3 separate regions of the Homo sapiens genome follow, and all the other regions are linked to region 3. A link is an interaction called in ENCODE POLR2A ChIA-PET data of the cell type or tissue named here. Cell type or tissue: HepG2. All regions are shown on one strand. Each heading gives the region's core, and the rest is flanking DNA. Links, peaks and the distances in the headings are about the cores only. Region 1 overlaps PLA2G15 (phospholipase A2 group XV). Region 2 overlaps DPEP2 (dipeptidase 2). Region 3 overlaps DUS2 (dihydrouridine synthase 2).

Evidence for each region. Peaks named below come from ENCODE experiments on the same cell type or tissue, not always from the same donor. Only the 100,000 strongest peaks of a DNase experiment are listed, where the experiment ranks them.
Region 1: POLR2A ChIA-PET joins it to region 3 with 13 read pairs; 16 of 35 experiments call an interaction of 5 or more read pairs at or near these places.
Region 2: POLR2A ChIA-PET joins it to region 3 with 5 read pairs; 14 of 35 experiments call an interaction of 5 or more read pairs at or near these places.

Annotation. Positions count from the first base shown.
Region 1 is chr16:68,253,687-68,260,840 of GRCh38, reverse strand. It overlaps PLA2G15 (phospholipase A2 group XV), which reads right to left. Exons shown (of 6, transcript NM_012320.4): 3 at 5,804-5,922; 4 at 5,461-5,559; 5 at 4,851-5,075; 6 at 1-1,695. The coding sequence ends at 1,184. Among named protein-coding and RNA genes, the nearest start is that of SLC7A6, 7.3 kb to the left of the region's middle. In HepG2, for the core only: no CTCF peak of the experiment used is centred there; a DNase peak (open chromatin) is centred at 2,700.
Region 2 is chr16:67,984,617-67,991,770 of GRCh38, reverse strand. It overlaps DPEP2 (dipeptidase 2), which reads left to right. Exons shown (of 11, transcript NM_022355.4): 6 at 587-656; 7 at 774-950; 8 at 1,640-1,724; 9 at 2,373-2,448; 10 at 3,784-3,919; 11 at 4,011-4,377. The coding sequence ends at 4,265. Among named protein-coding and RNA genes, the nearest start is that of DPEP3, 7.7 kb to the right of the region's middle. RefSeq lists enhancers at 1,575-1,634, 1,675-1,724 and silencers at 6,551-6,845, 6,968-7,067. In HepG2, for the core only: a CTCF peak has its summit at 4,006; a DNase peak (open chromatin) is centred at 4,070; H3K4me3 peaks cover 976 bases; H3K27me3 peaks cover 318 bases.
Region 3 is chr16:68,076,419-68,083,572 of GRCh38, reverse strand. DUS2 (dihydrouridine synthase 2) reads right to left here. Exons shown (of 17, transcript NM_017803.5): 15 at 6,854-6,941; 16 at 5,055-5,128; 17 at 4,253-4,824. The coding sequence ends at 4,587. Among named protein-coding and RNA genes, the nearest start is that of NFATC3, 5.4 kb to the left of the region's middle. In HepG2, for the core only: no CTCF peak of the experiment used is centred there; DNase peaks (open chromatin) are centred at 3,402 and 3,652; H3K4me3 peaks cover 948 bases.

The DNA of each region.
Region 1 (7,154 bases), core at 1,114-5,113, 180 kb before region 3:
CAGTCACCCACTTAGAGCCTACTGCCATGAAGGCAGCCCTGACTCTCCATGCCTGCTGCCACAGGGAGATCCATGGAGCACCCTGGGGCAGACAGAAAGCCCCTAGGGGGGCCTCAGGGGACCCCTGGCTCTCTCAGGGTCCCATTCAAGTTTCTGGGCTAGTCCCAGCACTAAGCTGGGTGCTGGCCAGGGTGGATAGGAGCCCCATCCTCAGCCCTGTGCTGACCCACTTGGTACTAGTGAGACCCTAGGGCAGGGTGGCAGTGTGATGGTGGGGTTAGCAAGAGGTGCAGCTCAGGGAAGCTGCGAGCAGCCTTGGCTGCTTCCTTGGATTCCCTTTCTCCATAGGTTCCCAGAAGGCCATGGCTCCAACCCCTGCTCTCATCCTTGGAACCACAGTCCCAGGGTGAAGGGAGGCAGCTTCAGTCCTGGGGCCAATAGCACATCCGAGGAAATCAGGGCCCCTGGAACACAGCCTGCGGGACTGGGGGCACATCTGCTGCCCAATCCAGAGCTTGAATGCTCCTGGTGGTAAGGGAGGTAGGAGTGGAGTGAGATGTCCCAGGGCCTGGGAACCACGAAGAACGCAACAAACTGCCCCTGCCTGCAGGAGCTACTAGGCTCGCCCAGGAAGCCAGTCAGGCTGGCCACCAGCTAAGCCACAGGGAAGCCAGCAGCTCTAGCTACCCATGACCAGTGGCAGGCCTATCTGTGGCTGGTGTGTGGGAAGGGTCACCCGAGGGGCCAGGAGCCGATCCCTGGGACCTCTGGGTACAGGACCACAGCCCAGTAACATCCCTCATAGGAAGGCTGCGGGGCCAGGGCCCAGTAGGCAAGTATGAAAAGCCCACAGGAATAGGGGGGACACATGGCCCCAGGCAGGGACTGGGACCAGGGCCCAGCCAGTCCACCCTGTGGAGCCAGTCCTAAGGTCACAGCAGTTCCACCATCAGCAGCATTCTTGCCATCCAGTGTCCCTTGAGTCTAGACTCTCATTTCTTCCTTCTTCACTGCCACAGAGAAAGGATAACAAACAGCACTTCCCCATGGCAGATGCTTCACAGTCCAAGACTCGGGGCCTTGAATGGTGAGTCACAAACTTTGCAAAACGCGTGGGCCATGACAGCCCCAGAGGCCAACAGCAGGTCCACGGCCGAGCCACAGGAGTCCTGTGGCACAGGAGTCAGGGCCCAAGGAGCACACGTTTCAGATAGGCCAGGGTGGTGGCGTTGGCCAGCATCTCGATGTGCTCGCTGCCTGGCAGCTCCTGCAGCAACACTTGGTGCTCCTGGCGGCTCTGCCAGGCCTGGCACTGCAGGGCACTCTTCAAGTTCACAGTACCATCGCCGTCACCAAAGCAGATTTTAGGGTCACGGTCAGGGAAGCTCTCATAGTAGAAGGAGTCTGGTGTGGGGACGCCAGTACCATAGAGGCAGTGCAGCTGCACGCCAGGTGGCATCGTGGCTTCCACCAGCCCTTCTGTGTCCTGCCGCATGAGCCAGCCATCTTCAAAGCCGATGTCCTGGAAGAACTTGCGGTAGTCCCGCAGTGTGTAGTTGATTGTGGGTGTCTGCACGAACACCTTCTCAGGTGACCATGTGTAGTTGTAGGGCAGCAGCCAGCTGGTGGAGACAGCTGACCGCTGCTGCTCCCGGATCTTCAGGGGCCCGATGACTGGGATCCGGTTGTTGTCTCCTGCAGGGAGAAGGCTCTGGTCAGTCTGTGCTTAGGAATGCCAGCTGGTTGGGCAGCATGTTCACCACCAGGCCCCTGCCAGACCCCAGCCAGGGGCCCAGTCCACAGTCCCGCATCTCTACCCGGTTATCATCATTGTAATCACTGTGACTCCCATCCCTGCCTTGGCTCTTTTTTTTTCTTTTTGAGACAGGGTCTCACTCTGTTGCCCAGGCTGGAGTATAATGGCATGATCACGGCTCACAGCAGCCTCAACCTCTCAGGCTCAACCAATCCTCCCGCCTCAGCCTTTGGAGTAGCTGGGACTACAGGTATGCGCCACCATGCCTCATGCCTGGCAAATTTTTCCTTTTTTTTTTTTTTGAAGTAGGGTCTCATTCTGTCACCCAGGCTGGAGTGCAGTGGTACAGTCTTGGCTCACTACAACCTCCACCTCCTGGGTTCAAGTGATCCTCCTATGTCAGCCTCCTGCATAGCTGGAACTACAAGCACGTCCCACCACGCCTGGGCTAAAAATGTTTCCACTTTTTATACAGATGGGGTCTTGCTATGTTGCCCAGTTTGCTTGCCTTGGCTTTTATTGTTTCTCTTTATTTTTGCTACATCTGGGAACCACACATCCAAGCTATGTTTTGTTTTTTTTGCTTTCCTCACCAGGGAGTAAGGCGGCACATACCCACAGGGTGATTTATGATGCTTCCTTGCCTGTAAACTCTACCATCCTCCAAGTGCTGATCAGGCCTGTGGGCACTGACCTAGTCTAAAGTGAGTCAGCAGGTTGGCAACTCGGAGATGACATGTTCTGCTTTCCCTTTTATGACACTGAACTGTGTACCAGTTTTTCTTTTCCTAAGCTCAGACCAGCGTTCAGCCAGCCGTGGCCTCATTCCACCCACTTGCATGTGCGCTGACCTGGGCAGCCAGGCGTGCTGGAGACAGGGCACGAGGGGAGGCTGCAGATGGAGGCGGAGTCCCTATACACAGGAATGTGAACAACACAAACACCCGGCAGTCAGGGAGGCCTCCAGGAAGTAAAAGCTGCAACTTGGGAACAGGGGCCTCTGGCCTGTTCAGGATCCATGGTCACCCATCACCCCACCCTGTATCTGAAAGCAGGGAGGCCTCTCAGACTGACTGTAGGGCCTCAGCTCTGCCTGCTGTGGCCTGGCTGGGGGACCCCTGAGGCAAGGAAAGCCCCTAGGGGTGCACGGACTTCCACCTCCCCGCACCACACACCCAGTCCTGGACTGCCAAGGCAGGACAGAACAGCTTCCCAGCCTTTGAAACAAAGCTCTAAGGGGACTCACAGAGAAACTCTGAAAGGGGCCGGGGCTACCTGTCTAAACTCAGGGTATGCCCACATCCGTCCCTCCAGGCCCAGGCTAGACCGAAGTGGTGGCTATAATGAGTCCTCACTAAATCTGAGTGTCTTCCAGCCAACTCAGAGTCACTGGGCCTGACCCAATCACAATGCCAGTAGACCAAGCAGGTCAAGCAGTGGCAGGCACTTGAGCTCATGAGATGCTTGGCACAGCCCTGGCTCATAGCTCCCAAAGTGAGGGTCCATAAGCCTCCCCCAAGTCCTAGCAGAGGGAGGAAAGCTCCCTTCTAGAGGAAGAAGCTCTACTCTACAGCTGCAGCTGGTGAGCTGCAACAGTCATGAAAAGACGGGGGAGGAGCCATAAAAGGGGTGGCTTTCCCAATTGCCAGGCAAGCAGGCCCAGCCAGATCTGCACCTGCTTCCTCCCTGTGTTGCCTACAGAGGCTCCGTGCTGCCCACAGATGGAGGCGCAACTCATAAATAAAAAACTGTAGTCTAGAGGCCAGGTGCAGTGGCTCATCCTTGTAATCCCAGAACTTTGGGAGGTCAAGGTGGGCAGATCATTTGAGGTCAGGAGTTCAAGACCAGCCTGACCAAAATGGTGAAACCCCATCTCTACTAAAAATACAAAAAAATCTGGCCGGGTGCGGTGGTTCATGCTTGTAATCCCAGCACTTTGGGAGGCTGAGGCAGGCAGATCCTCCTGACTTGAGGTCAGGAGTTAGAGACTAGCCCGGCCAACATAGTGAAACCCAGTCTCTACTAAAAATACAAAAATTAGCCGGGTGTGGTGGTACGCGCCTGTAGTCCCAGTTACCCGGGAGGCTGAGGCAGGAGAATCACTTGAACCTGGAAGGTGGAGGTTGCATGAACCAAAATCACGCTACTGCACTCCAACCTGGATGGCAGAGTGAGAAAGACCCTGCCTCCAAAAAAAAAAAAAAAATGCTCTAGCCTTCCTCCTCTGCGGTGAAGGTGGGGATGAAGAAGTAAGGATGGGGTAAGAGGGAGGGATGGCCAGGCACAGTGGCTCACACTTGTAATCCCAGCACTTTGGGAGGCCGAAGCGAGTGGAACATCTGAGGTCAGGAGTTCAAGACCAGCCTGGCCAACATGATGAAACCTCATCTCTACTAAAACACAAAACTTAGCCAGGCATGGTGGCGGGCACCTGTAATCCCAGCTACTCAGGAGGCTGAGGCAGAATCGCTTGAACCCGGGAGGCAGAGGTTGCAGTGAGACAAGATTGCACCACTGCATTCCAGTCTGGGTGACAGAACCAGACTCTGTCTCAAAAAATAAAAATTAAAAAAAAAACAGGGCTGACCCAAGAGAATAGTCATTGTGGAGACCAAAGCAACTCCATTTTGGATACTAATCCACCATGTTGGCTTCTGATTAACCCCAGATCCAGGAAGGCCACTGAGATTTCCACTTTATCTACTGTTTCTTGTGCACGTACTTAACCATAAATCAAAACAGCCTCTGTGTTATCATCCTTCAATGTTCAACACATCGCATCGGAGTCGCCCTTTCCCTACAGAATATAAGCTCTGGGTCTGGGGGCTAATAGTGTGGGGATCCACCATCTTGTCTTGCCCCCACCTGAGACACAGATGTGGCTTCTATTCGTATGTCCCTATTAAATGCTTTTCTCTGAGAAACTAGATTTGTCAGCCTCTTTCTTCTTTGGACTTTTAGGGGTAGATTTGCATAGACCCCACACACCGTGGGACAGACACGAGGCATGCTGGCCCAGGAGGACACTTAGGAAGGGAAGAGAGGGCAGAATTCCTGGCAACAGCCCCCCACGCTGGGCCAGGTAGGGTCTTACCTGAAGCCAGGACGCGCAGGGTCTTGGCCACGCCCCCCCAGGGCGCACCCAGTGACACGAAGGCCCGGATATACTTGTCCTTCCAGGCCTGCGGCTGCCGCTGCAGAAAGTAGAGCGTGTACATGTTGCCCATACTGTGGGCAACCAGCACCACGGGGCCCCCATACAGCTGGTACATCTCCTCGATCATCTCGCGGAGGGCCAGGAAGTAGGGCCCGTTTTCATCTGCAGGCCAGAGCCAGGCAGGGGTCAGGTGGGAAGGGTCCTGGAGCCGGAACCACTGAGCTTTTCTCAGGCCAGACACAAGACGAGAGGGGGAGGGGAGGGTGCTCACATTCAAACAGAGCGGTCTGGGTCCCCCCGCCTTCCATGAAGGGAGGAAGCCTTATATTTCTCCCCAGGGCTCACAGGCCCAGAGGTCCCAGGGTGGGAAATGGAGGACAGGATAAGACTGACCAAAGGTGGTGGCTGTGACCACTAGACTGGATGCCAGAGGCCCAGGGACAGGAGACAGCCAAGGACAAGGGGAGAGCCCAAGGTCTGTGGTGCCCATGATCACCTCACCCCTACCTCCCGAGACGTCAGGGAGGGAATGAGAGTGCCTGCTTACTTGGGGCTCGGCGCCAGTCATAGGGAGCCCCTCGGACATCCTCACCCCGTGTGTAGCCCCAGCCCACAAGGCTCTCCACCATGGTGTGGAAATAGGAACCTGTAGACAGAAATACAGAGGATAAGAAAAGATACAGCTAGTGCCGGCCACCTACACTATGCCCAGCATGGAGACTGTGACAGCTAGCAGGTCCTTGGAAGAATGCTACAGGGCTCTGTGCCCACGCTGATCAGAGACAGCTCACAGGCTGTCCCTACAAACCAGCAGAGTTCCTCCAGCTCCAGCTCCAGTCCGGCAGAAACCCCATCCCAGCTCCCGGAGGCCTTGAGTAAGGGCTACATACCCACGCTGCTTTTGCTGGGGTCCAGGAACTCCAGTGAGAAGGTCTTCCCAAAGCCAGGGACACGTACATCCACACCATCAGGAAACTGGGTGGCCCTGGATGTTTTGTTGTAAACCAGCCTGTTGTGAGAGGATATTGAGCCAGTGACCCGGAGGGGACACTGAGCTTGGTGTGTCCCAACAGTGCATCATGTCCTGAGTCATACTCCCTTCTCATGCCCAGGTTTGGTCAGATGGATAGGAGAGACCGAAAAGTAACAAAGCAGGTTGATAAAGCACAGATCACCTGTAATCCCAGCACTTAGGGAGGCTGAGGTGGGAGGATCACTTGAGGTCAGGAGTTTGAAACCAGCCTGGCCAATATGGTGAAACCCTGTCTCTACTAAAAATACAAAAATTGCCCAGGTGCAGTGGCTCACGCCTGTTAATCCCAGCACTTTGGGAGGCTGAGGCTGGCAGGTCACCTGAGTGAGGAGTTTGAGACCAGCCTGACAAACATGGCGAAACCCCATCTCTACTAAAGATACAAAATCAGCCGGGTGTCGTGGGAGGCGACTGTAATCCCAGCTACTCAGGAGGCTGAGGCAGGAGAATCGCTTGAACCTGTGACACGGAGGTTGTAGTGAGCTGAGATCACACCACTGCACTCCAGCCTGGGCGACAGAGCAAGACTCTGTCTCAAAAAAATAAATAAATAAATAAATAAATAAATAAATAAATAAATAAAAATAAAAAGCACAGATCAGAGTAATTACATCCAAATGAGGACCCCACCAAGGCATACTTACTCCAAATACTGACCCCAGGACCCCTGTCAAAGCAACATTCCCCTCTCCCCCGTGACCCTACTCTAGAATGAGGGTCTTGGACCTGGTTGGGAGAAGGAAGTACCAGTCCTGATTCTGCCGTGAACTTCACACTGGACCCCAAGAGGCAGTCTACCCTCTTTCAGCTTTCCATCGCTCCATCTCCTTGCATCCAGCTCCTGCCAGCCCAACGTATCCCAGGTGAAGGAGGTGGTGAGTGCAGTACACAACAGAACCAGACAGGGGCCGGGTGCAGTGGCTGACACCTGTAGTTCCAACAATTTGCAAGGCCAAGGTGGGAGGAATGCTTGAGGCCAGGAGTTCAAGGCCAGCCTGGGCAATACAGTGAGGCCTTGTTGCTACTAAAAATAAAAAATTAGCCAGGCATGGTGGTGCAGGCCTGTGGTCCCAGCTACTTGGAAGGCTGAGGCAGGAGGATGACTTGCACCTGGGATATTGAGGCTGCAGTGAGCCGTGATCATGCCACTGCACACCAGCCTGGGCAGCAAAGTAAGACCCTGTCTCAAAAAAAAAAAAAAAACAAAA
Region 2 (7,154 bases), core at 2,070-6,069, 92 kb after region 3:
GCCCAGAACAAGCTTTACCCATGGGATGTGGCACTGACTCTGGAGTGGGGAGGGGAGCTGGGATTCTGGTTTTCAGAATACGACTTGACCCCTGGCCAGACGCGGTGGCTCATGCCTGTAATCCCAAAACTTTGGGAGGCTGAGGCGGACAGATAACTTAAGGCCAGGAGTTCGAGACCAGCCTGGCCAAGATGGTGAAACCCTATCTTGAAGAAAAACACAAAAATTAGCCAGGTGTGGTGGTGCGTGCCTATAATCCCAGATACTCAGGAGGCTGAGGCATGAGAATCTCTTGAACCCAGGAGGTGCAGGTTTCAGTGAGCTGAGATGGCACGACAGCACCACTGCACTCCTGCCTGGGTGACAGAGCGAGACTCTATTGCCAAAAAAAAAAAAAAAAGAAAAGGAAAAAAAAGACTGGACCCAGCAGGGCCCTCCTGCTGCCAGGCATGGCCCATTTGCAGGGCCCATTTTGGATCCCTGTTTTTGTTTCAGGGGGGTGCAGGGATGGAGGGTGGGTAGGGCCTCTAGACTCTTGAGGCCGAGGAACAGCTACCAGTCAGACTGCTTCCTGGCCACCCTGCAGGGCAGAGAGCTCCGCTAAGGGCGTCCACTCCTTCTACAACAACATCAGCGGGCTGACTGACTTTGGTGAGGTGAGGACCCTGGTTCACACTCCACCCCAAACAAATGTGCACACCCCAGCTGTTTCTTACAAATAAATGTATACACATGTGCACCCCTGATACCCTTCTCCCAACATGTCCCTGCAGAAGGTGGTGGCAGAAATGAACCGCCTGGGCATGATGGTAGACTTATCCCATGTCTCAGATGCTGTGGCACGGCGGGCCCTGGAAGTGTCACAGGCACCTGTGATCTTCTCCCACTCGGCTGCCCGGGGTGTGTGCAACAGTGCTCGGAATGTTCCTGATGACATCCTGCAGCTTCTGGTGAGAAACTGCCCAGCCCAGGAACCTAAAGCAAGAGGTTCAAACCAGGAGCCCTTCGGCCAGGCATGGTGGCTCACACCTGTAATCCCAGCACTTTGGGAGGCTGAGGTGGGCTGATCACTTGAGGTCAGGAGTTCAAGACCAGCCTGGCCAACATGGGGAAACCCCGTCTCTACTAAAAATACAAAAATTAGCCGGGTGTGATGGCATATTCCTGTAATCCCAGCTACTTGGGAGGCTGAGGCAGGAGAATCTCTGGAACCTGGGAGGCGGAGGTTGCAGTGAGCCAAGATCACGCCACAGCACTCCAGCCTGGGTGACAGAGTAGGACCCTGCCATGGAAAACAAAAACAAAAAACAGGAGCCCTCAAACCTGAGGCCCTGCTCCCTCCACTTCTTCCAACTTCAGGCTGAACATCTTTTGCCCCACAACCCCACAGTCCACATCCAGGAGTCGGGGGTTCTAGATGGTAAATATGTATATTCCTCTACTCCTCAAAGCAAGTGCCAAGACACCTATGCCAGACCAGGGCCTAGACTCCTCCCTTCATACAAAACCAGAGAGGTGAAGTTTCTGCTGACTCCTGAAGTCAGAGCTGAACACCCTCTCCAGGGATCCAGAGGGTGGCAGGGCAGGAATGCAGTTTGCTGAGGGGCCAGGCTAAGTGTCCACTTGCCCGCCCCTGCAGAAGAAGAACGGTGGCGTCGTGATGGTGTCTTTGTCCATGGGAGTAATACAGTGCAACCCATCAGCCAATGTGTCCACTGTGGCAGGTAACTCCCTCTCCCGGGCTCTCTGAACAGTTCTGATTTGCACCTGAAGACTTGGGAGGGCCCCAGGACTGTCCCAGTGGTTTCACTGAAAAAAATGCAGTGATGGACAGTACACAGCACATTGGTCACATGGAGCTGCAGCCACAGAGTCAGTGCTGCGGTCCTGATGGGTATAAGGGAGGAAGCCACACATAGAACCTGAGTGCTAACTATCTGCGCCTCTGCAGGGGATCCCCAAAGCACCCTTCCTCGGCCTCTGGCCAAGAGACTAGAAGGGGAAGGCCCCTTAGGTCTCTGGGGTCTTTGTCAGTTGTACTCTTTGTCCCTCCGTCATCTCCCACAACCATAGAAAAGAGTTCCTACCAGGTTCTCAAAGAGACTAGAGGCAGGTTTAATCCTAGGTGGGAAATGGCCCAGACAAGTGGCTCTGTGGATCCACTCCAAACCTGAAATCCAGGCCAGAACCAGCTGAATCCATTCAGGTCAAACCTCAGGGTTCTCAGGTTGCCAAGCTATGTGGCAGGCCATAAAGGAATTAGCCTGCCTGGCCCACAGGCTGCAAGAAGGAGACTCAGTGCCATCCAGCCCCAGTGGCACCCCTGCCCTGGAAGCCCTACGCAGCTGACTGTCCACCTTCCCCCTCCCCAGATCACTTCGACCACATCAAGGCTGTCATTGGATCCAAGTTCATCGGGATTGGTGGAGATTATGATGGGGCCGGCAAGTGAGTGCCTTCCCTGTGGCTTGTCTTGGGCTAGCTGTACAGCAGTGGGGCCTTCACGGTCACCATAGCCATCACGTCCTTTAGGCCTTGACCACACTCCCGGGATCAGTTCTCTGGGCTCTCCTGTTTGTCTTCATCCCAGTGACCCCACTCTAGGACATTATACTTGGCCAAACCACCAGACAGAGCTCATCTGCCCAGCACTGCACGTACCCCCAAGCCCAGGAGACTCACTCTCCCTGAGCAGACCATCAGCAAGGTCTGGTGTGAGCCCTGTGCACAGTGGCTGTGTTTGCAACCACTGTTTTCTGAAGAAGCTCTTCCTCTCCTTCTCCTTCTCCTTTTCTTCCTCGTCCTCCTTCTTCTTTGTCTCCTCCTCCTCCTTCTTTCTTCCTTTTCTTCTTCTTCTTCTTCTCAGGGTCTTGCTCTGTTGGCCAGACTGGGGTGCAGTGGCGCAATCTTGGCTCACTGCAGCCTTGACTTTCTGGGCTCAAGCAATCCTGCCATCTCAGCCTGCAAGTAGCTGGGGCTACAGGCATGTGTCATCATGCCCAGATAATTTTATTTTTGGCAGAGATGGGGTCTCGTGTTGCCCAGGCTGGTCTTGAACTCCTGGACTCAAGTGATTCTCCTGCCTTGGCCTCCTAAAGTGTGGGATTACAGGCCTAAGCCACCTCACTGGGCCTTTTCTTCTTTTTTTCTTTTCTTTTTTTTTTTTTTGAGACAGAGGCTCACTCTGTTGCCCAGCCTGGAGTGCAGTGGCACAATCTCGGCTCACTGCAACCTCTGCTTCCTGAGTTCCAGCGATTCTCCTGCCTCAGCTTCCCAAGTAGCTGGGATTACAGGTGTGCGCCATGATGCCCAGCTAATTTATTTTTCCTTTCTTTCTTTCTTTCTTTCCTTTCTTTCCTTTCTTTCTTTCTTTCTTTTTTGTCTTTTTAGTAGAGATTGGGTTTCACCATGTTGGCCAGGCTGGTCTCAAACTCCTGACCTCAAGTGATCCGCCCACCTTGGCCTCCCAAAGTGCTGGGATTACAGGTGTGAGCCACCATACCTGGCCATTTTCTTCTTTTTAACTCTGGTTGGTAGGGGGGATCATTTGCATTCAGTAAAAGGCATAGATCTTAATAGTATGATTCAATAAGTTTTGATAAATATTCAAGGAGGTTTTGAGGCCTCCTTCTGAAGGATAAAGAGCAGAGGAGAATTACCTACTCTCTCCAAGTCTCCACTTCCCATACCTGACCAGGGCTGGGGTTTCATAGACCCTGGACTGTGGTTCTGAGTCATGATCAGGGAATCAGGTCTGAAACCCACTAGCTGGTGGCCACACAGATTCCCTCAGGGGCTGGAAGACGTGTCCACATACCCGGTCCTGATAGAGGAGTTGCTGAGTCGTGGCTGGAGTGAGGAAGAGCTTCAGGGTGTCCTTCGTGGAAACCTGCTGCGGGTCTTCAGACAAGTGGAAAAGGTACTCTGGGCTGGGCAAGAGAGTAGCCGAGGGGTCTGAGCAAGTGTATCAAGGAGAGCTGTGGAAGCTGAGCACCGACTGCCACCTCTAGGTACAGGAAGAAAACAAATGGCAAAGCCCCTTGGAGGACAAGTTCCCGGATGAGCAGCTGAGCAGTTCCTGCCACTCCGACCTCTCACGTCTGCGTCAGAGACAGAGTCTGACTTCAGGCCAGGAACTCACTGAGATTCCCATACACTGGACAGCCAAGTTACCAGCCAAGTGGTCAGTCTCAGAGTCCTCCCCCCACATGGCCCCAGTCCTTGCAGTTGTGGCCACCTTCCCAGTCCTTATTCTGTGGCTCTGATGACCCAGTTAGTCCTGCCAGATGTCACTGTAGCAAGCCACAGACACCCCACAAAGTTCCCCTGTTGTGCAGGCACAAATATTTCCTGAAATAAATGTTTTGGACATAGAAACAGACCTGAGTTTCCTTCTCTGCAATGGGGACTGGTGGCATCGTCTCCCAGTGCTGGTGGTTGGTGGGGGATCCTTCATTTCAGCCACCAGTTGTTTAAGGAAAGACTGTTGACAGGAGCCCGAGGTGACCCAGGTGATTGGGCTCAGCACTGGATGAAAACAGTGGTGGATCCGGTGGCAGGAGGTGGACCCTATTCCGTGTTCCCTCTGAGTAGCTCATCTCTTTTTATTTATTTATTTATTTATTTATTTATTTATTTATTTACTTTTGAGGCAGAGTCTCACTTTGTCACCCAGGCTGGAGTACAGTGGCGCAATCATAGCTCACTGCAGCTTTGAACTCTTGGGCTCAAATGAAGCTTCTGCTTCAGCCTCTCAAGTAGCTGGGACTATAGGCGTGCACCACCACACTCAGCTAATTTATTTTTATTTTAGCTTTCTGGATTTTTTTTTTCTTCGAGACAGAGTCTTGGTCTGTCACCCAGGCTGGAGTGCAGTGGCACAATCTCGGCTCACTGCAAGCTCTGCCTCCCGGGTTCAAGCAATTCTCCTGTCTCAGCCTCCCGAGCAGCTGGGACTAGAGGCGCCCGCCACCATGCCCAGCTAATTTTTGTATTTTTAGTAGAGATGGGGTTTCACCTTGTTGGTAAGGCTGCTCTCGAACTCCTGACCTCAGGTGATTCACCAGCCTCGGCCTCCCAAAGTGCTGGGGGATTATAGGTGTGAGCCACCGGGCCTGGCTTTTTGTTTTTTGAGATGGAGTCTTGCTCCGTCGCCCAGGCGGGAATGCAGTGGCGTGATCTCGGCTCACTGCAACCTCAGCCTCCCGATTTCAAGCGATTCTCCAGCCTCAGCGTCCTGAACAGCTGGGACTACAGGCATGCACCACCATGCCCAGCTGATTTTTCTTTTTTCAGTAGAGAAGGAGTTTCACCATATTGGCCAGGCTGGTCTCGAACTCCTGACCTTGTGATCCACCTGCCTCGGGCTCCCAAAGTGTTGGGATTACAAGCTAGAGCCACTGCATCCGGCCAGCTTTCTTTTTTTCATTACTTCACTTAGAAGGAGGATTTTTAAATTTTTTTATAGAGACAGGGATCTCCCTATGTTGCCCAGGCTGGTCTCGAACTCCTGGACTAAAGCAATCCTCCCACCTTGGCCTCCCAAAGTGCTAGGATTACAGGAGTAAGCCACTGTGCCCAGATGGAGTAGGGTAACTTTGATTTACCTAGCCAACCATAAGCAAACATTTTAAACTGTGCTTATGTATTATTTTGATAACATTTAAAAAATTAATTGTAACTTCATGCCCTGTCCTTTTCACATGTCTAATGTAGGAAATAGGGAGTCCTCTGAACCTCTTCCAGTTCTGGGGGCTGCCCATTAAAATAATACTTTTTTTATTTTTCCTGAGACAGGGTCTCTGTCACCGCTGGAGTGCAGTGGCACAATCATGCCTCACTGCAGCCTCAACCCCCTGGGCTCAAGTGATCCTCCCCACTCTGTTTCCTGAGTAGCTGGGACCATAGGCGCGCACCACCATGTCCAGCTAATTTTTGTATTTTTTGTAGATACGAGGTTTCACCATGTTGCCCAGGCTGGTCTCAAACTGCCAGACTCAAGTGATCCACCCACCTTGCCCTCCCAAAGTGCTGGGATTACAGGCGTGTGCCACTATGCCCAGCAAAACAATTTAAAATAATAGGCTGAGAGCGGTGGTTCACACCTGTAATCCCAGCACTTTGGGAGGCCGAGGCGGGCGGATCACAAGGTCAGAAGATCGAGACCATCCTGGCTAGCACGGTGAAACCCCATCTCTACTAAAGACGCAAAACATTAGCCGGCTGTGGTGTCACGCGCCTGTGGTCCCAGCTACTTGGGAGACTGAGGCAGGAAAATCACTTGAACCCAGGAAGCAAAGGTTGCAGTGAGCCGAGATCACGCCACTGCACTCCAGCCTGGGTGACAGAGTAGCACACAAAACAAAAAAAAAACACAAAACAAAACAAACCCAAAAACAACAAAACAAAACTAAGCTAAAATAATAATGATAATAATAATAATAATAATAATAATAATAATATAGGAAACAGGTGCACATGCAATGCTTCTGCACTTTTCTTAAACTATTAGCAAAGTTGCCATTCTTCATGTTGTTCCAAGTCACTTAAATAAAGACCTTCTGGGCAGGCCGGGGAGATTTATGGGAGACCAAAATAAACATGACCTTTCTCTGCCCTTCCTGAGAGAACCAAAGCTAGAAGCAGCTGGGTCACACTTGGCCATTAACCCCCAGGCATGAGGAGGAGCAGACAGCAACCAACAAGGGGAAGTGGTCGCCAGAGGCCAAGGCCCTTCTTGAGGTGCCCAGAAGGGGATGCCCACTTATCAGGGAGCCCAGGTGGAAAAACAAGAGACAGACACAGACGCAGAGGGAAGATAATTTAGATTCGGTCTGTGTCATTGGCCTTTCTCAGCAGCAACTGGCCCAGGAAGTTCAGATGCTACCCAGATTCAGGGTTTTTTTTGTTTTGTTTTGAGACGGAATTTCCTCTTGTTGCCCAGGCTGGAGTGCAGTGGCGCGATCTCAGCTCACTAGAACCTCTGCCTCCCAGGTTCAAGTGATTCTCCTGCCTCAGCCTCCCGAGTAGCTGGGATTACAGGCACCTGCCACCAGGACCAGCTAATTTTTTTTGTATTTTTAGTACAGACGGGGTTTCACTATGTTGGCCAGGCTGCTCTCGAACTCCTGACCTCGGGCGATCCACCCAACTTG
Region 3 (7,154 bases), core at 1,970-5,969:
GGACTTTATCCTGACGGCAGTAGGGAGCAGTGGAAGGACTTAGAGCAGGGGATTTACATGGTCAGAATTCTGGATGGATCACTAGATTCAACTGGGACAGGGGTGAATGAAGTCAGAGGGAGAAGATAATGTGGTCAAGGAGAGGGAACAACTGGCATTAGACGGGTGGACTATCCTTCCCAATAACCTGTCCTGCCTGCAAATCTCCAACCTTGAGGGCCTGAGTGTGGAACTTGGGGCCCAAATGCCACATCAGCTCTAGAGCCCTCTGCCTCAGGCAGGTTGCTGGCCCACCTATTTGTACCACATGTAACAGGATCCTGATACAGTATAAGGTCCCAGAGGCTTGGCCAGCTCATCTGAAGTCCCTCCAGACATGACTTCACCTAAATCATGGGATCAGCCATAGTCAGACCAGACAGCAGGCAGGAGGGAGACCCTGGGCTGGTCAGCCCCTCCACTGGGAAGGGACCACAGAGAAGCTGTAGATGGCTTGAAAAATTCAACCACTCATCAAATGCTCAGCTATGCATCTGTCTTCCCAGCCACTGAGCACCTGGAGAACACTTAGAACAGATTACATTGTAGGGAGGGTTTCTGATCTCACCAAGGAATGGTGAGGGCTGGGACAGGGATGGGCACCAACTGCAGGAAGAGAGTCACCATGTGTGTAAGAAAGTCAGCAACGGCTGGGAACTCTGCAGCCTGTGAAGGGGCCTGACCACACACATACACCGATATGTACATACTCTTTCAGCCCTTTGCCCCAGCTAGGGCCAGTATGTACCCCCATGAGCTCTTCTTCAGGCAGTTCCAAAGCTCCTGCAGGTCATCTGGACCCACCTTCAGCCCTCTGAGAGCCCTGTGAAACCAGGAGGCCCACAGGACCAGTGCAGTAGGTGGAACCCCAGGGTGGACAAGGGCTATGTGGGTCACTGTACAACCACTCTCTCCTGTATGAATGCCACCCAAGACTGGGAATTAGGGAAAGCCATCATTATCATCAGCTGCCACAGGACTGTTCCCAAGCACCCATTGTTGAAGTTCTTCAGTGCCCTCTGAGCCATGGGATGGTACAGTTTAGCCTGCCCCAGTCCCTTGTTCCCCATTAGGCAAAACAGGAGCCTCTGAGGAAATTCAGAGTTTAGAAAAGTTCTTCCTCTCCATGCCAAACATCCCCCTCATCCCAAGCTCTGGTTTGATTCTTCTGTGCCTGCTCCCCAGACCCATGCCAAGGTAGCCACAGGGGACACAAGGACTGCCCTTGAGCAGCTCCCAATCTGGGAGGAGAGGATAAGACCAGCCAACTACAATCTCAGAAAGTTAGTTGCTGAAGTCAGCACAGGGTGCTGAGAAGACAGGGTCAGCACTTTGTCCTCAAATGCCAGGCTGAGGAGTTTGGACTTGGTCCAGAGAGCAGACTTAAGAGACCCATGGAAGAGTTCTGAGCAGAGTAAACTGGAAGGACCCAAGTATCCAGAACTGAGGGTGGAAGAGATTCTTTGCACACAGCCCAGTCTTCTTGCTGTGGCCTTTGAGAGACCTGCCACCCTCTCCAGCCTTACTCATCCCTTCCTCTCATGCTCATATCAAAACCATTTGTCCCCCAAATGTGATGATCTAAGGGGAAATCCTCAATCAGGCTGGCTGGAATGGATGGATAAGTGTTGTGGCTACTAGCCCAGGGAGAGGTTTGGGAGTCTAAGTGGCCCAGTTTAAGGTGGACATGGTGAGAACAATGGGCAGAGCTTTCAGGCCTGACTGTCCCCCTCCACCCCCCAGTCAGTCCCATCCTTGGGCAGGTCACTTTGAGACCAGGAAAGGCAACACTGAGGTATGCTAAAGTGAGATCATTTGAGGATTAACATATCCAACCAGGATCTCTGCCAGACATCCTCAGTCACAGAATATATAGTAGACCCACCCCACCTTCCTCCCCTGTAAAGGATTCTCTCCCCAGTGCTTCCCAGGGCCCTCAAAGCCCCCACATTACAGCCTCTATCTTAATAGCAGACCTGAATCCCTGCCTCTCCTTCCCCAGAGCCCAGAAATGAACCTGACCCTGCCAGAGGAGGGGCTTCCCCCAGGGAAACCATACTGGTGGGAGAAGTGGCCTGAGATCAAAGCCCAGTTCCACTGGGGAGGTAGGTCTTAGGACTCAGTGACTTGGTGGGGGCGGGCAGCACTGCAGCCTCTGTCTGACCAGTTCCAGTTGGAGTATAAGAAAAGGCAAAGGGGGCATTTTTGTTTTTTGTTGTTGTTTTTTTGAGACAGGGTCTTGCTCTGTTGCCCAGGCTGAAACACAGTAGTGCCATCATGGCTCACTGCAGCTTCAACCTCCTGGGCTCAAGTGATCCACCCACCTCAGCCTCCTGAGTAGCTAGGACTATAGGCACGTGCCACCACACCCGGCTAATTTTTTTTTTTTTTCGAGACAGAGTCTCACTTTGTCGCCCAGGCTGGAGTGCAGTGGCATGATCTTGGCTCACTGCAAGCTCCGCCTCCCGGGTTCATGCCATTCTCCTGCCTCAGTCTCCCAAGTAGCTGGGATTACAGGTGCCCGCCAACAGGCCCAGCTAATTTTTTGTAATTTTAGTAGAGACAGGGTTTCACCATGTTAGCCAGGATGGTCTTGATCTCCTGACCTCGTGATCCGCCCATCTCGGCCTCCCAAAGTGCTGGGATTACAGGCGTAAGGCACCGCACCCGGCCACACCTGGCTAATTTTTATATTTTTTTGTAGACAGGGTTTTGGCACATTGCCCAGCAGGCTGGTCTTGAACTCCCAAGCTCAAGTGATCTACCCACCTCGGCCTCCCAAAGTGCTGGGATTACAGGTGTGAGCCACCATACCCAGCCAAAGGAGGCATTTTGATTGAGATTGTTTTTAGTACGAAAAATCAGAAATAGGCCAGGCGCAGTAGCTCATGCCTGTAATCCCAGCACTTTGGGAGGGTGAGGCGGGAGGACTGCTTGAGGCCAAGCATTCAAGATCAACCTGGCCAACATAGCAAGACTCTATCTCTATGAAAAAAAAAAAGAAGAAAAATCAGAAATAAATTGTGCCTAAAGCTTGGTGGCTGAGACTGGACCAAGCCTCAGTCTTTCTCCTGAGTGGAGCCCTTTCTCGGGGAGCACTGGTCTGGGAAGTCAGTTAGGGCAGCCTGGCATGGAATGACCCCATTAACCATGCAGAGTCCTATCAAAGGGCCAGCCTACTGTCCTCCAGCCAGCCTCACACAGGCAGAGGACAGCGGATCCCCTCTAAGAGGAGGGCCCTCAGGACAGAGAGGACTAGAAGTGAGTTGCCCAAGGTCAAACAGCAATGAGCTCTGGGAGGCAGTGGGTAGTGCGGTATCCTTATCTGCACACAGAAAAGCAAGCGTGGGTGGCAGGGGGGAGGGGGGCGGTGCTGGAACTGAGACAGAGGCCTCACCCACCAAACCCTAGACTCAGAGGCCAGCAGGGCCAGAGGCTGCTGGCTGGCACAGGTGCCTGACCCTGTGTTAAAGTTGCCACAAAACAGTAAAGCTCTGACACAGGGGAGATGTGGGAAATACAGCTTTGACCCAGAGGGGACTCCTCCCCTCCCCACTCCCCAATGGAGCCTGGAAAAAGGGAGGAGAAGCAGCATGTTTACAGCTGAGGAAGCGGGGGCAGGACAGGGCAGGGACCTTTGGTCAGAACGCCCCTCCCAGTAAGCGGGGGAGGCCCCATGAGATGCGGTAGCCGTTTGTTTGCTTCTCACTGCCAGGAGGAAATTAAAGAGAATCTGCCACTTCCTTCCGCCCCAAGTGGGATGAGGAAGGCGGGGGACGGGAGGGACTGTGTGGTGTGATCTGCCAAACATAAGGGCCCCAAATTGCTGTCATCAGCCGCCTCCAGTGCCCCACTGTCCAAAGCAGGCACCTCATCAGGTCTGAGACTCCAGGCAGCTGTCAGGCTTGGAGACTCTGGGGATCAGACCAACACTCCCCACCCCACTGGACTAGTCCCTTACTGCAGCACCAGTTACCCTAGTCTTTCTTCCAGATTCCATATCACCTCTCATCAGGACATACAATTGATGCCCAGTGTGTCAGGTGTACCATCAGTAGAATGGGCTTCTTGGGCCTTCCTAACTTGGCCCAAGTCCAGTGATACCCCATTCCCCACCTCTACCAGACCCACAGAGATGGGCAGGAGATCCACTTTGGAAAGCTCAAGCTCTGCACAGAGGGTGGGAGTAGAATCATGCCAGGACACAAGCCCATTTATGAAGATGCCCAAGGCTGAAGCAGCCAGCCGTGGGTGAGGGTAGGGGGTGTCTTTATTGCACAGTACCAATGTCAGGTTGGGGAGTTACCACCTGAAAAGCTCCTGTTTTCAAAGAGAACTTGACCCTGTCACTCAGATCCACCAAAGGGGCCAGGATCCACCCCTGGGCGGCCCCTGGTCCATGCTCTAGGCTGATGGCCCCTGCCAGGACATCTAACTTCTGCCAGGCAAGACCAGCAAACTGTTCAACGGCATCTGGTTCATGCTGTGGCATCCACAGCCACCTTAGCACCAGGCCCATGGAGGGGTGACTAAGGCAGGAAGAGTAGTCACCAGCCTTCCAGGGGGCTTTCTTCACCACTTCCCAAGGCCACAAAGGGCTTCTTGCACAGATCCCCAGGTTGTGCTAGCTCCTGAGCTCTGGGGCCCCCAGGGTCTTGGTCAGGAGCCTCCCTCTTTCGCTTGTGCAAGGAAGGGCTCTCCTCACCCAGCCGACCCTCAGGGAGGCCCTGGCTCCGCAGACAGACGATGGCTGCAGCCTGCTCCGCCAGTTTCTTGGACTTGTCCCTGAGCAGACAGAGGGCAATAAGGTGAGGGGCAGGGTGCAGGGCTATGAGGCCTGACTCTACACATCCTTGGCAGATTCTGACAAGACTGAGTAAGGGGTCACCATCCAGGGATGCCACTGCCCACATATACCATCTACCCAACCCTCCTAGGACAATGCTGGATGTGTGGGCAGAATGCCCACTCTCCGCCCCACCCCAAGCCTCCTCTCCTATGATAAGGAAACTTACCACAAGGTAGACTGATACTTTTGTTCAGCAACGGTGACAATAGAGGAGAACAGGCGATCTAGAGGGCGTTGAACCTGATACAAAGAGAAAAGGAATCACATGGCCAGAGAAATGAGCCCTGTAGGCCAAACTGCTGGGGTCAAATCAAAGGCAGATAAAAGGAAGTGTTTCCAACCTAAGTCAAATGAAGGCTGCCTGTATCACATGCTCCTCCCAAGCAAAAGTGCCCAGTGGAGAAAGGCACAAATACACAATGACCTCAAGTGTCTGGAGCTGTCACAGACCTAAGCAAAGCGCAGCAGAGCCCTTAGCTGCACATGACTATGGAGCCTCCTGCTGACATCTGGATAGGCCAGGTCCCCAAAATGAGGAGTCACCAGATGCCAAAAGGGTGAGAAGGGACAAGCTAGGAGCAGAGAAGGCACACGTGGCAGAGGGACCAGGTGACTTGGCTGGAGCAAAGGGCTGCAGGGATGAAACTGGAAGGAGCGAGGCACATGGAAGGGTCTCAGGCTCTATGCTGAGGTGCTGGCTTGATCCTTCAGATACTGGGGAGCTGCTGACTTGAGGAGACAGAAGTTAGATTTGTTCTGGAAAAGTCACTGTGGTGGGGGTGGGGGGGAGTGGGGACACAGACACAACCCCCAGAAGGTATAAGCCTTGAGGCCAGAAGACCAGTCCAGATGAGGCAGAGCAGCCTAAGGAAGGCATGGCTGCAAGGACCAAAGGAAGTGAAGCAAGCCTATCTCATGGTTTCCACCCCAGGGGCACCACATCTGGGGCTCAATTCTGTGCCCCATTGGCTGAGGCTTGATCCAAAAACATGTCTGGGCCAAGTGCGGTGGCTCACGCCTGTAATCCTAGCACTTTGGGAGGCCGAGGTCGGGGGATCATCTGAGGTCAGGAGTTCGAGACCAGCCTGGTGAAGATGGTGAAACCCCATCCCTACTGAAAATACAAAAAAGTTAGCCAGGTGTGGTGGTACCCACCTGTAATCCCAGCTACTCAGGAGGCTGACACAGGAGAATCACTTGAACCTGGAGGCGGAGGTTGCAGTGAGCCAAGATCATGCCACTGCACTGCAGCCTAGGCAACAGAGCGAGACTCCGTCTCAAAAAATAAATAAATAATTAAATAATTAAATAAAATTTTTAAAAAAGGCTCATGACCTATAATCCCAGCACTTTGGGAGGCTGAGGAAGGAGGACCACTTGAGCACAGGAGTTTGAGACCAGCCTGCCTGGACAACAAAGCAAGACCCCATTTATTTATTTATTTATTTATTTTGAGACAGGCTGGAGTGCAGTGGCATGATCTCAGCTAACTGCAACCTCTGCCTCCAGGTTTAAGCAGTTCTCTGCCTCAGCCTCCCAAGTAGCTGGGATTACAGGCGCCCACCACCATGTCCAGCTAATTTTTGTATTTTTAGGAAAACGGGGTTTCACCATCTTAGCCAGGCTGGTCTTGAACTCCTGACCTCGTGTTCCACCTGCCTCGGCCTCCCAAAGTTGTGGGATTACAGGCATGAGCCACCGTGCCCGGCTGAGACCACATTTCTAAAAAATAAAAAATAAAAATTAGACTCTGTTTCAAAAAAAAAAAAAAGAGAGATGTCTGGCTGAACTGGACAACAGGCCACTGTAAGAGGGGAGGGCTATCAGCAACTGACCTGGCCACCAGCAGCTTCTCCATGCCTACAGAGGTCAAGGCCAGGCTCCAGCCTGGCAATCTAGAGTTGAGGGTGTAAGCCATGGGAGTGCTGTGACTGGCTGCAGGGCAGGCCACAGCCAGGAACTCACCGTTTCATACACAGGCTGTGCCAACTTCTCCCTCCGGCACCACTCTAGTAGGCACATCTTAGGGGTGATCTGGGCTGGGTATGCTCTCCTGGGGAAAGGAAGGGAAGCAGTTGGGGTCACCCACCATCACCGCTCCCTCCCTCAGCCAGGGCACTACTCAGCTCCTGAAAGGAGCTGCAGAAATGAGAGGAACTGAGACACCGAGCTGCTGCCTTAAGGCTTCTGTACTTGCTCCCCTAGGCTCCCATTCTTGTCCTACCAGCAGCTTGGACCTGGGTTCTCCCTAAAGGGAAGATGAATT